Linked DNA regions of Mus musculus: region 1 is linked to region 2. Evidence: chromatin loops called from intact Hi-C (ENCODE). Cell type or tissue: left cerebral cortex. All regions are shown on one strand. Links, peaks and the distances in the headings refer to the core of each region. The heading gives the core; the rest is flanking DNA.

Evidence for each region. Peaks named below come from ENCODE experiments on the same cell type or tissue, not always from the same donor. Only the 100,000 strongest peaks of a DNase experiment are listed, where the experiment ranks them.
Region 1: a loop joins it to region 2, with 2.1 times the contacts of the local background. A loop is called at or near these places in 2 of 42 quality-filtered maps.

Annotation. Positions count from the first base shown.
Region 1 is chr2:34,246,595-34,251,976 of GRCm38, reverse strand. The region is part of intron 2 of Pbx3 (pre B cell leukemia homeobox 3); the gene reads left to right. Among named protein-coding and RNA genes, the nearest start is that of Pbx3, 120 kb to the left of the region's middle. In left cerebral cortex, for the core only: a CTCF peak has its summit at 2,390; DNase peaks (open chromatin) are centred at 1,538, 1,762 and 2,211; H3K4me3 peaks cover 1,278 bases; H3K27ac peaks cover 580 bases.
Region 2 is chr2:34,636,963-34,642,344 of GRCm38, reverse strand. Gm34372 (a long non-coding RNA gene) reads right to left here and starts at 3,278. Exons shown (of 3, transcript XR_003954033.1): 1 at 2,781-3,278. In left cerebral cortex, for the core only: a CTCF peak has its summit at 2,853 (motif pointing right); a DNase peak (open chromatin) is centred at 2,863; H3K4me3 peaks cover 447 bases.

The sequences.
Region 1 (5,382 bases), core at 70-5,069, 390 kb after region 2:
TTTGTTGAGGCAGGGTCTCACTGTGTAGCTCTGGCTGTTTTAGAACTCACTATGTAGATCAGGCTGGCCTTGAACTCAAAGAGATCTGCTTTCCTTTGCCTCCAAAGTTTTGTGATTAAATGTGTACAGCCTTACCAGCTAGATTATAAATTCTTAATGGTAAAATGTTTAAAAATCAGAGGGTAGCCGGGCAGTGGTGGCGCACGCCTTTAATCCCAGCACTTGGGAGGCAGAGGCAGGCAGATTTTTGAGTTCGAGGCCAGCCTGGTCTACAAAGTGAGTTCCAGGACAACCAGGGCGGCTACACAGAGAAACCCTGTATTGAAAAACCAAATAAACAACAAACAAAGAAATAAATACAATCAATCAATAAAAAAATCAGAGGGTAAATTTGCTTATTTTTGAAAATAAGGTTTAAGTTTTTCTTACCTTGTACTTACATACATAGTAACTGATCATAAAGCAGCATTTGTTAATATAGAAGTTATTAACTACAGAATGCAAGTAAGAACATTAATGTTTAGGGTGAAATTCAGGAGGTTATCATCCATAATGAGTATGGATTCTCATTTTTTATACATAGAAGCTTTTGGTGAAATAGGAGGCCAAAGCTGGTGAGCACGTTGACTTAGGTGAGCGATGGATAAATGGCCACCACGGCTAGTAGACCTGGAGCATGATGAAGTAATGTGTGCACTTAGACATAAAAGAAACACTACCTCTGGAGAAAAATGATTTAACGTGCAGAGAAGGGTTATTCATTTTTAAGAGATTAAAAATGATTGAATATAATACCTTTAATTTGTAACAACGGTCTGACGGCTGCTTCCTGTCTAAAGAAAACCTTTTGATCAGCGTGTCTATTTTGATCTCTTCTGCCCCATAGTGTATTGAATGGATAAAGAGATGATTTTCAGTTATTGTGCACATATTTAATTAAGCAGTGAAGATACTCAGATGGGTTTAGTTCTCGGCCATTTAGTAGACAAATCCATGAGTGGTTACTTTGTGGCATACAATTGACCCCTTTGTGGAAAATTTTCTAGAAAATGTTCAGGATTAAGTCACTCTGTTATGTGAGACCAGAAGTGGCTCACAAGCTCTTCCTGAAACAGACACGTATTTGATGGCATTTAGGGGAGGTGTGGATTTGATATGCACCCCTCTCCTATTCTATTCTCCTATTTTACACCTAAAAAAATGAGTTAAAATTTTCAACCATGCTTTCTTTTTTTTTTCCACTTGAAAGTAGAAAAGTAATTTCTTAAAATGTGTAAAACCTTTGTAAAGTTTAAGATTTGATTGTCATTATTAAAACATAGCCTTAATGTAATTGATCAGAATTTGTTCACAAATTTATAATCCCATTTAAGTCTAAATGAAATTAAGTAAATGCATGTATTTGAAATACAAAATCCTGATTCTTTAAATACTTGACATAGTAAGCCATTATGCCAGTTTGGCAAGTGTGAGAAGACGGGTGCTCATAGCCATGCAGTGGGCGTCACTTTCTCGGCTCTCTAAGAACACATCTTATATAGAATATTCTGAAAACGCTGTTAGGATTACTTCAAAAGATGCATACTTTTTTGTTGTTATAATATGATTGCAAGCTTAAATATGGAGTTTAATTACTTTTACCCATAGCACGGTGTAGAGAAAAAACCTCTATGCTTCCACACAGTCAGCTGTCCTTAATTTAGTGTGATCTGTCACAACGGTACAGCAGCGTGGCACCTTATGGCAGAGCCCTTCAGGCATCTCCTGGGACATAAGCCTTGGATTCTGTTAAATGTGGATCTCCCGCCCCCGGTGATTCTGGGGTACCACTGACCGGTGCAGAGTGGGGTCCTATCTCCTGGCTGAGGAACGCCATTCTGGGGGGGGGGGGGGCTGCACACCACAAGTTTGCATAAAGGCGTGGCAGCAATCTTTCTCCTATGGAATGTCGCTAGAGCCAAAAATACTGCCTGCGTGGGAGCTTGGTTTCGGCTCGAATTTTCTTTCCGCGGTAGTTTTTGTTCTCAATCACCTTGATGAAACAATCTCGAAGCCGTTCAGCTCTCTGTGGCATTTGGAATGAGTCACTGACAGGCTGATTTTCCACCCCTGTTGTGATGCTGCTTTCTCTAGTTAATATTCCTGCGTAAGTGTTGCACAAAAGTAAACCCTAAGAGCTGCAGACCGGGAGGCTGCTCCATTTGCATTAATTATGCAGTCAGGGCGGGAGCGCTGTCAGGCTAGGCGGGAGGGCTGTGGCCGCAGAGAACAATGGGCGCTGAGACTCCCGCTCTAACCGCTGCTCAGTGAGTCCTCAAACCCAAGCCCTGAAACTTGCTTTGCTGCTGTGGTAGGGGAAGGAGTCTTTCCAGGATTTCAGCTCTCTGAGCTGCCGCCTACAGGAGAATCTCAGAGGAGGACAGCGGAAAGGCTCCATGTGCACATTTTAACGGACACAGGAGAAAATGCCAAGCCAGCTGCAAAACATGGACATCTTGGGAAAATGGTGGTTGGGGGGGGGGGGGTAATGATAAGACAAAAACAAAACCCTTCGCCATGAATCTGAAGCATCATCTGCTAGGTTTCTCTTCTGTAATTGGTGTGGAGGTATCCTAACTTAATGATGGTGTCTTTCAATGGAACTGACTTACATAGGGAAGCACAGGGAATTGAGCTGTACAAACATTGGTTGAGAACCTATGTCCTAGATGATGGGGGATTATTACTTCATTATTATTGGTTGGAAAATGCTACAGAAAAGAAAATCCTGTTTTAAAAAAAAGGATTTCTATATGGAAACCACAGGAAAATGCCCTTGTTAGAGTTTCCCTGCCAGTGCCTTAGCTCCACTCAGGAAATGGCGCTGCCAGGAAGGTTGTGTCTGTTTTCTCTATTCTTTTTGTAGAGTATCAGAGAAGATAACTGCAGGATTTCTACAGTGTGTACCTTACCTTATATATCTAATTATGGGGGTCAGAATTAGTCTGCTTGGGAGGACTGACTAGCCAAGTCTCCTGCCAGTAAAACAACACCATACTGAGATTTGTAAAGATTAATAAAAGAAATACTAGAAGCCCTGCTCCCTTTTGGATTCCTAAACAATTCCCTGGTACAGTTGGTGCTTTTCTTTAAAATAAATGATTGTGTGTGCAGCATTCTGTGAGTAAAACCTGGAACATTTGGCCAGGAGGAAACACAGTGAAAATTTTTCCAAAAGGAATTAGGCCATCCTTTCAAGGCTGTGTGTAGTTGCCAGAAGAGATGACATTTACCTCCATCACAGCCAAAGTCATAATTCCTAGGAAACGAGCTTTGCACCTTTGTCTTTTGTTTCTACTTATGAAATAGCATGTATTACTTGAAAGTGTTTACTTCTTTTCTGTCATACTGTGTTCCTATTCCACAAATAAGCTGTTTTTGAAAACACATACCATTTGCTTTTTCACCCACCAGGACAACATTGACCATTCTGTTATGTGGTACATATTTTTAATGTCGCTGCTAACCATTAAAACACACAATTATAAATAGATAATCTTTAGTCCGATAGAAATATATAAAAGTATAACTTTCTAAAGTGAAGGTTGAATCACTAAAGATTGCAGACCTCCACCCCCTGTTACTACAAAGTGGTCCAGTCAAACAGGCAGCATTAGAACCCTGTAAGTAAAATGTCCAACTAGAGGAAGAATGACATGCTACTGTCAGTAGTTTATATAATAGGCCAATGTACAGATTATTACACTCATGTATGCAGAAAAATTGCAGTTTGTTGTTACACAAATAGAATAAAATATTCATGGAGCCCATTGTTTTTCCATTGAATTGCTTTAATTTTGCAACAAGAATTTAAAAGTTTATTTTCTTTTAAATCTTGGAGTGGGGCTCTTTCGTAAAATAAAATGAAAAACATACAAATTTAGTGATCATTGGGCCTTTAGAATTTTAGTTTTTAATATGCACACATGCATATTAAGTATAAACTCCCAGAATTTTCTTTTTGCTTTTTTAAGTTTTTGAAAATTTCATAAATGAGTTCTTTATTTACATTATTTTTACCTCTTCTCCAACTCTTCCCGTGTTCCTCTTACACCTGACAAACTCATAACTTCTTTAGTTATTCTTGATATATGTGTGTGTGTGTGTGTGTGTATACATGTGTGCATATTTGTATGTGTAAAACTACTTCTATTCCATTTAAGAATGAAGACACTACTGTTACCTACATCTCATGTTTGATTTGACCCTGGTCTAATGGGAGCCCCCACTATGAGGCCTCTTACTCCAATCAGCATTTTCATAAGAACTTGATTTACAATTACAGCTCAACTTTCCCCATATCTACTCAGAACAGTTCCAAACATAAATGTGTTTACATAATGGTTTTCTTTTTAATGCTGTCATCTGTGAGAGTATATGAGATAAACATCTAAAAATTAAGAAAATCTTAATGCAAGTAATAAGTTGTAAATATTTTTATAAGATATAAAAGGATCATATTTTCCTGTTGTATCATTAGCCTTGACATCACTGTATGGTGCCAGTTTACAGTGATATGAAGCTTATACTATTTTACATTTCTATCCACTAAATAAAAACCTACCCTGTGTTTTATTACAAAGTAGGTGGCCTGAAGGAAAAATATATGTATTCTTTCCTTTTGGTATAAAATATGCATTTGGGCTTCTCATTTCATCCCCAATCTGTGTTATTCCTTAAAAATGCAGAACTGCCTGAAGTCCTCTTTAATATTTAATTCAACAACTTTTTAATCTGTCATTATGCTGTGATGAAGTAAGCATCAAGTGTCGCTGAAAAAGATTAAATTATACTTGGAAATAGGAATTGAAATGATTTAGGGTTGGAGGCTGAATATTTGCTTTGCACGAGTAATAATAGTAGTAGCTTGGGTGAAGAAGGGCTTTGGTTCGGCTTTAATGTCTTTGCCTCGCTGTGCTCCCCTGTGGCTCTCTCTGATTTACGCTGGCATTGCTGAGCATTATTTTATTTAAATGGAGGTAGAAAGTAGAAATTACTGCACTACAATATATTAATTACTCCACACTATTTCTTTGTACTGATTTCTTTTTTTCCTGTAAACATCATAAACAATGATGCAACCCACCCATTGGATAGTGGCTATAAGCTATCCTGTAGTTCTTGTTAACAAGCTTATCTTAGAAAGGAAAAGCAGTAATAATTAATAGCCATCTGTGGATTAGTGAGGAGCAAAGGGACATACATTTGTGCTTTCCTTTTTACAGGGAATGATGTCCTACATAAAAATAGTTCCTGACAGTACCTGTTACTATTTTAACCACCTCATTTTACTTCCTTTTAAAATCTAGGCTTTAATATGTAGGGTGTTTTGCAATGAGACAG
Region 2 (5,382 bases), core at 90-5,089:
GAGGCTCAGTTGTGGCCGGGAATACAATGCCAAGGAGGAGACACCAGCTGAGGGGGCTCAGCGGTGACAAAGTCCCAGGCAATGGAGCAGGAAAGGCAAAGAGAACCAGATAAGAGTGGATGCCCTTAGGGGTGTCATCACTCCTCTGTTAATGGTCACTGGGCCTGAGAGCCACCGCAGTGCAGAGCATAGGGTGGTGGGTGAGTGCCTGGCTTTCTCTGGGCTTGGCCTTCCAAGCAGGGATTCCGTGTGCTATGGTCCCTCCCCAAGCCCTGCCCAAGAGACAGGCAAGCAGCCACCACAGTTCCACCCAGCAGGAATTAGGACCTTGAAATGTCACCTGGTCTCTCTATCATATCACTGGTTGCCTCAGTTTTTCCTAGCGCACCCTGCTATAGCATTGGGCAAGGACTCACAGGATAAAGTGGCTGCCATGCTGCCAGCCCCTCTGACATGGTCCAAACTGAGGGAGACCTCTTCGTCCTTTTGGAAGTTCCCTCACTACAGTATTTGGGGGTGGGGAGCACCCCGCCCTTCCTCGCTCCCCTCAACCACCCCCCATCTGCCCCCCACTCCTGCTGGCTCAATCCCTCCTGGGAAGTTGTGCACTACACAATCCTAGGAGTTCTGTTTTGGTCATAGGCACTGTACATTTTCTAAACATGAGTTTCTACAAAATGGGTGTTAAGATATTTTCATAATCCGCACAGAGATGACACAGTATCCAGAGTCTTTCTGTCTTCAGGACAACTGATCTCTGGTGAGCTGTTTATGCAGGAAGCCAGGCTCCCACAATTCCCCGTAACCCTGGGGTTAGAGTCATTTGCCCTCCCACCCAACCCTTCTCTGGCCCTTTCCTCCCCTTGCCTGGTTGTGACCTTTGGAACTGCACTGGGCTAAGATCCTACCCACTCCAGGCCTTCATTAGCTCTGTCCCAGGAGAAGGGTCACATGTGTGTGATGAGATCCCATGAAGCTGATGTAGGGACAGTAAGCTCAGCTGGAACCCGGGACGTGGGTAGGAGCACCAAGGGAAGTCCAGAGCAGGGAGGACTTGTCCTGGATCCTGCCACAAGGTTAGGAGGCAACTGCTCCCTGTTGCTTGGTAGAGTAGAGCCAAGGGCACAGGTGATCCTGGTCTTTTGGGACAAGGAAATGGAGACTCCCAGGCCACGTCCGGGAGGTGGGGTCATTTTCATCCTGGTCTACTGGGCACAGGTGTCCCACGCGTAGGGAATGATTGTTCCGGCAGCAGTGGGGGGAGTGACCCAGGCTGGACGTGTGCTGTTGGGGTGCCTGGACTAGAGAGAATGTACCTCCTCCCTGCTCCGGGGCCTCCAGTTCGTCGCCTCATCCCGGCCCCTTCATCGGCCTGAGATTTATTCCTGAGCCATGGAGCCTGGAAGTAATTTGCTGACAAAGCTGGGTCCCGGCAGGTGCTTTAATTGGTTCTGTGGGAGCAGATCTGGGAGCTTCTATTTAGAAGGAAATAGAAATTATGGTAGTGCCACCGTCCTTTCTCTGTGGCAGGGACTGCACAGTGTGTGTGTGTGGGGGGGGGGGGATTGTGCAGCGTGGGGGAAGGGTGGCGGCTCTTCCATGTCAACCTAGTGTGGAAGCAGGGCCTCGGATTAGGGGTGGGGGTCATAACCCTGGCCGAGGTTGGCCAGAGAAGGTAAGGCCTAAAGCCTGGCCCCAGTGAGAGGCCTTGGAGCAGGGGAGCCTTCCCCAGCCTTATAGTCCTCAGAGTGACATTCAGGGTGACCTCTCATGACCACCCCAGAATGTCACCGTCACATTTGCTCCCCTATTTTCCTCAGGAGTGGTTAGTTAGCTCTACAGTGTGCTAACCAAGTAGGGTCACTCTCATTTGACATGCTTAGGTCTTTTGGAGGTGACACAGCAGGGCCTGGACTTGAACCATGGCCTGCCTAGTGCTCAGATCTACACTCTTCACTCTCAAGTTGCACATGACATTGGCTAAGCTCCTGTTTCCCACAAGCCCACACTTTCTGGTGAGATTTTTCCCTTGGGCAAACTCCTAAATTCAAAGCCTACTGCTATCATCTCTCCGTGAATTCCAGGGAAGCCTTTCAGCAGTGATCTCTCCTCTGAACTCCCCAAAGTCCTGGTTGAACCAAGGTCGTAACATCGAGCTCTGGGTTTGCCCCTTGCTGTATTGCTGTGCCCCTTACCATACTCCACGAGCTAATGCTTATTTCCCGTGGTGAGGATCCCTTGGGCCTAGACTCTAGTGTGTAGACTTATGTGTAGCCTAGACTCTGGGCTACCACTTGGAGGCTCTAAACCATGAGAATGACCCTCTTTTGGGGGCGGAGTTGCAGCCAGAGCTTACTTGTCATGGCGGGAGTACGGGTGTCATGTCACATGGTCTCCTCAGAGCCCAGTGTAGACTGGTCTTCAGGTACTCAGCATGGGTCATGGGTCATGAGGACTGAGAGGCCTGGCCTAGCTCAGGTGCTGCTCAATTCAGGGCTGTCCAGTTCTGCCCTCCCATGCCTCCTGACCAAGAGTGTTCACCCTTGGGAGCCATGTTACTTCTGGGTGCAGCAGGGACAGACAGATGGGAGAACACGAGGAAACTGAACCCTGTCAGAACAAAGCCCCCCCCCCCCCCCCCCCGGGACTGATGTTTCTGGAGCTTTTTCTGATATGCTTTTTGAGAAATTCTGGGGTGGGGCTAAATGTGGGGTACAGTTGCAGGAAGAGGAGGGTTTGGTAGGAGTTGGAAGAGGAAGACAGAACCTGGGTGGTGGTACCTGGAATCCACATGTCAGAAGTTGTATCGAGCCGGCCTGGCAGAAAGCTTGCGAGTTAGTCTGGGCCGTAGGTGGCGCCACAGGGCTGCAATTGTGCCTCCCTCGCGGTTCGGTCCTGGCTGTTCCTCGCCCGCATGGCCATCCCTGTCATCTGAGTCCGCCAACACCGCGAGTCAGTTTGGGGCACTAAGGGTTGCGTTCAGGTCTGCCAGAGCCAGCCCCAGGCGGGCACTGGATGTAGGGGAGAACCCTGGAGCTGACTCCTTTTCCCTGCAACTGCCACTCCAGGGCCTTGGTGTTAAAGGCGGACCACACTAGCGTTGGGGCGGTGTGCCGGAGTCGGGGTCCCCACCCGCGTGGCGAGCCCCGGTACCCTGGGTGCATATGTCCCACACGCGTGAGCGTGGGTGCTGGGGACGTGCGTGGGACGCAGGGCCACCGCCCCGTGCTTCCTTTGTTCCCGCGCCGAGCTGCAGGCTGTGGCTTCACTGCCTCCCCCCTGTGCCCCGCCCTGCTGTTGTCTGTAAGGGCAAAGGTCTCAGCCCCTGCGAGTAATGTGTCCATGTGTATATGTGTGTGTGTGTGTGTGTGTGTGTGTGTGTGTGTGTGTGTGTGTGTGAGAGAGAGAGAGAGAGAGAGAGAGAGAGAGAGAGAGAGAGAGAGGTGGGGAGGGGGAGCGAGGTTAGAAGTGACTGTCACAAGCCCAAGAGGGCCTATGAGGTCACCCCAGTTCAAGGGCTCTAAAGTCCACAGACCTCATCTGCTAAGGGGACCAGTGGGAGCCTCCAGGTGGGGGCTCACTAGGATAATTAAGCCAAGTCATACAGAGGGTGCAGTCCCCAAGAGCAAGGGTCGCCCACTTAGGCACTGGGGCAAGATTAAGAGCAGGCAGGGGCTGGGTGCAGGAGGCTTGTGATGGCAGATCCTCTGGCCACCAAAGCTGGAGCCACTGGTGACATGAGGTGCCTGTGTCCCCTCCTTCTGCCCAAGCACTCTCCCATACCTGTTTCTCAGTTTGTCCATGGTGCCCCTAGTCTCTTTCCACACCTAAGCAGCTTTTAAATCCAGACCCCATGCTCAGAACCCACCCAGGACTCGCTGGAACCCAGCTGGGCCTCAGCTCCCAGCAGCGGCTTGTCCTACACTGGCTGAGCAAGGTTATTCTGGGACCCCTGACCCTGCCTGAGGCAGAGTGGGTAGGGGCACAGACCAGATTCTGTACCGGGTTTCTTGACTTTTTTTTTTTCCCTTCTTTTAAAAAAAGACACTGAAGCTGTCTTCAGACACAGCAGAAGAGTGTACTGGGAAGAAGTGGGTTTCTGATCCCATTACAGATGGTTGTGAGCCACCATGTGGTTGCTTGGGAATTGAACTCAGGACCCCCTGGAAGAGCAGTCAGTGCTCTTAACCACTGAGTCATCCCTCCAGCCTCAGTTTCTTGACTTTGAAGGAGGCCCCTGAATATCACATATTTTGAGGCTCAGGACAGAGAGAGTGGGGGTCCCAATCCTTTGCTGGGTCTAGTACTTAGAAAGGGCCAGCTTGTGTGAGCTGACATTTCAAGGTCCTCCCCATTTTCAGGGCCTATTCAGCATTTAGTCCTGTCCCCAGGAACCCCATTGCCACCCCACAGGCAGCACCAAGTCCTGGGAGGACTGGACCCTCCGTGGAGTGGCTGTCATCACAGCTTGGGGCCGCTGTATCTGCAGCTACATCCGGGAAATTCAGACCCAGATGCGGGAAGATGGAGGACCCATGGCCCTGACCTAAAGCTCTGAGAGTGTGGCCGTGGGAGGGTGACGTACACAATTGTAGTTGACCTGGTCACTCTTGTCTTGCTATAGATGACAAAGAAAGAGTAAATCCAAGCGGGGTGAGATCTGGCCTGGGCTGGTGGCGCAGGGAGGGGCAGGACCCTGGCAAGGAAGGTGGCTCAGGCCAGGGCTGAAGAGGGGTCCTTGCTCCCCATGGTCATTCCAGGTTTCTGGCCTTTGCTGTCCAGCTGACAAAATTCTCATGATTAGGGGAGCGGCCTAATCCCATTTGCTGGGAGCCTGGTCTTGGTCCTGCTGGGTGTACTGGATCCGAATGTACTGGATCTAGCTCCATTCTCTGGGTCTTTTAAGTTGAGCTCCTTGGGAGCAACTGTAACCACCAGCCTGGCTGGGGGCCGAAGCTGGGAGACCTGAGAGGGTTTGATGGGAGGGGCTGGGGACCCATGTTTCCCTCCCTTTATCAATAGCCATTTTATTTATTTATTTATTTATTTATTTATTTATTTATTTATTTATTTATTTATTGAGACAGGGTTTCTCTGTATAGCCCTGGCTGTCCTAGAACTCACTCTGTAGACCAGGCTGGCCTTGAACTCAGAAATCTGCCTGCCTCTGCCTCCTGAGTGCTAGGATTAAAGGTGTGCGCCACCATGCCTGGCTCAATAGCCATTTATTGAGCACCTACTGTTTGCCCTGGGCCATACTGAGTGGGACAAACTCTGTGTTCTCACTTCCTACAGGGCTTTGTCTGTGAGCATTGGACACTAAGTATGTATGTATCTATTATTGCTGTGCATGTGTTGTATGTAGGTAGTATATGTGCACAT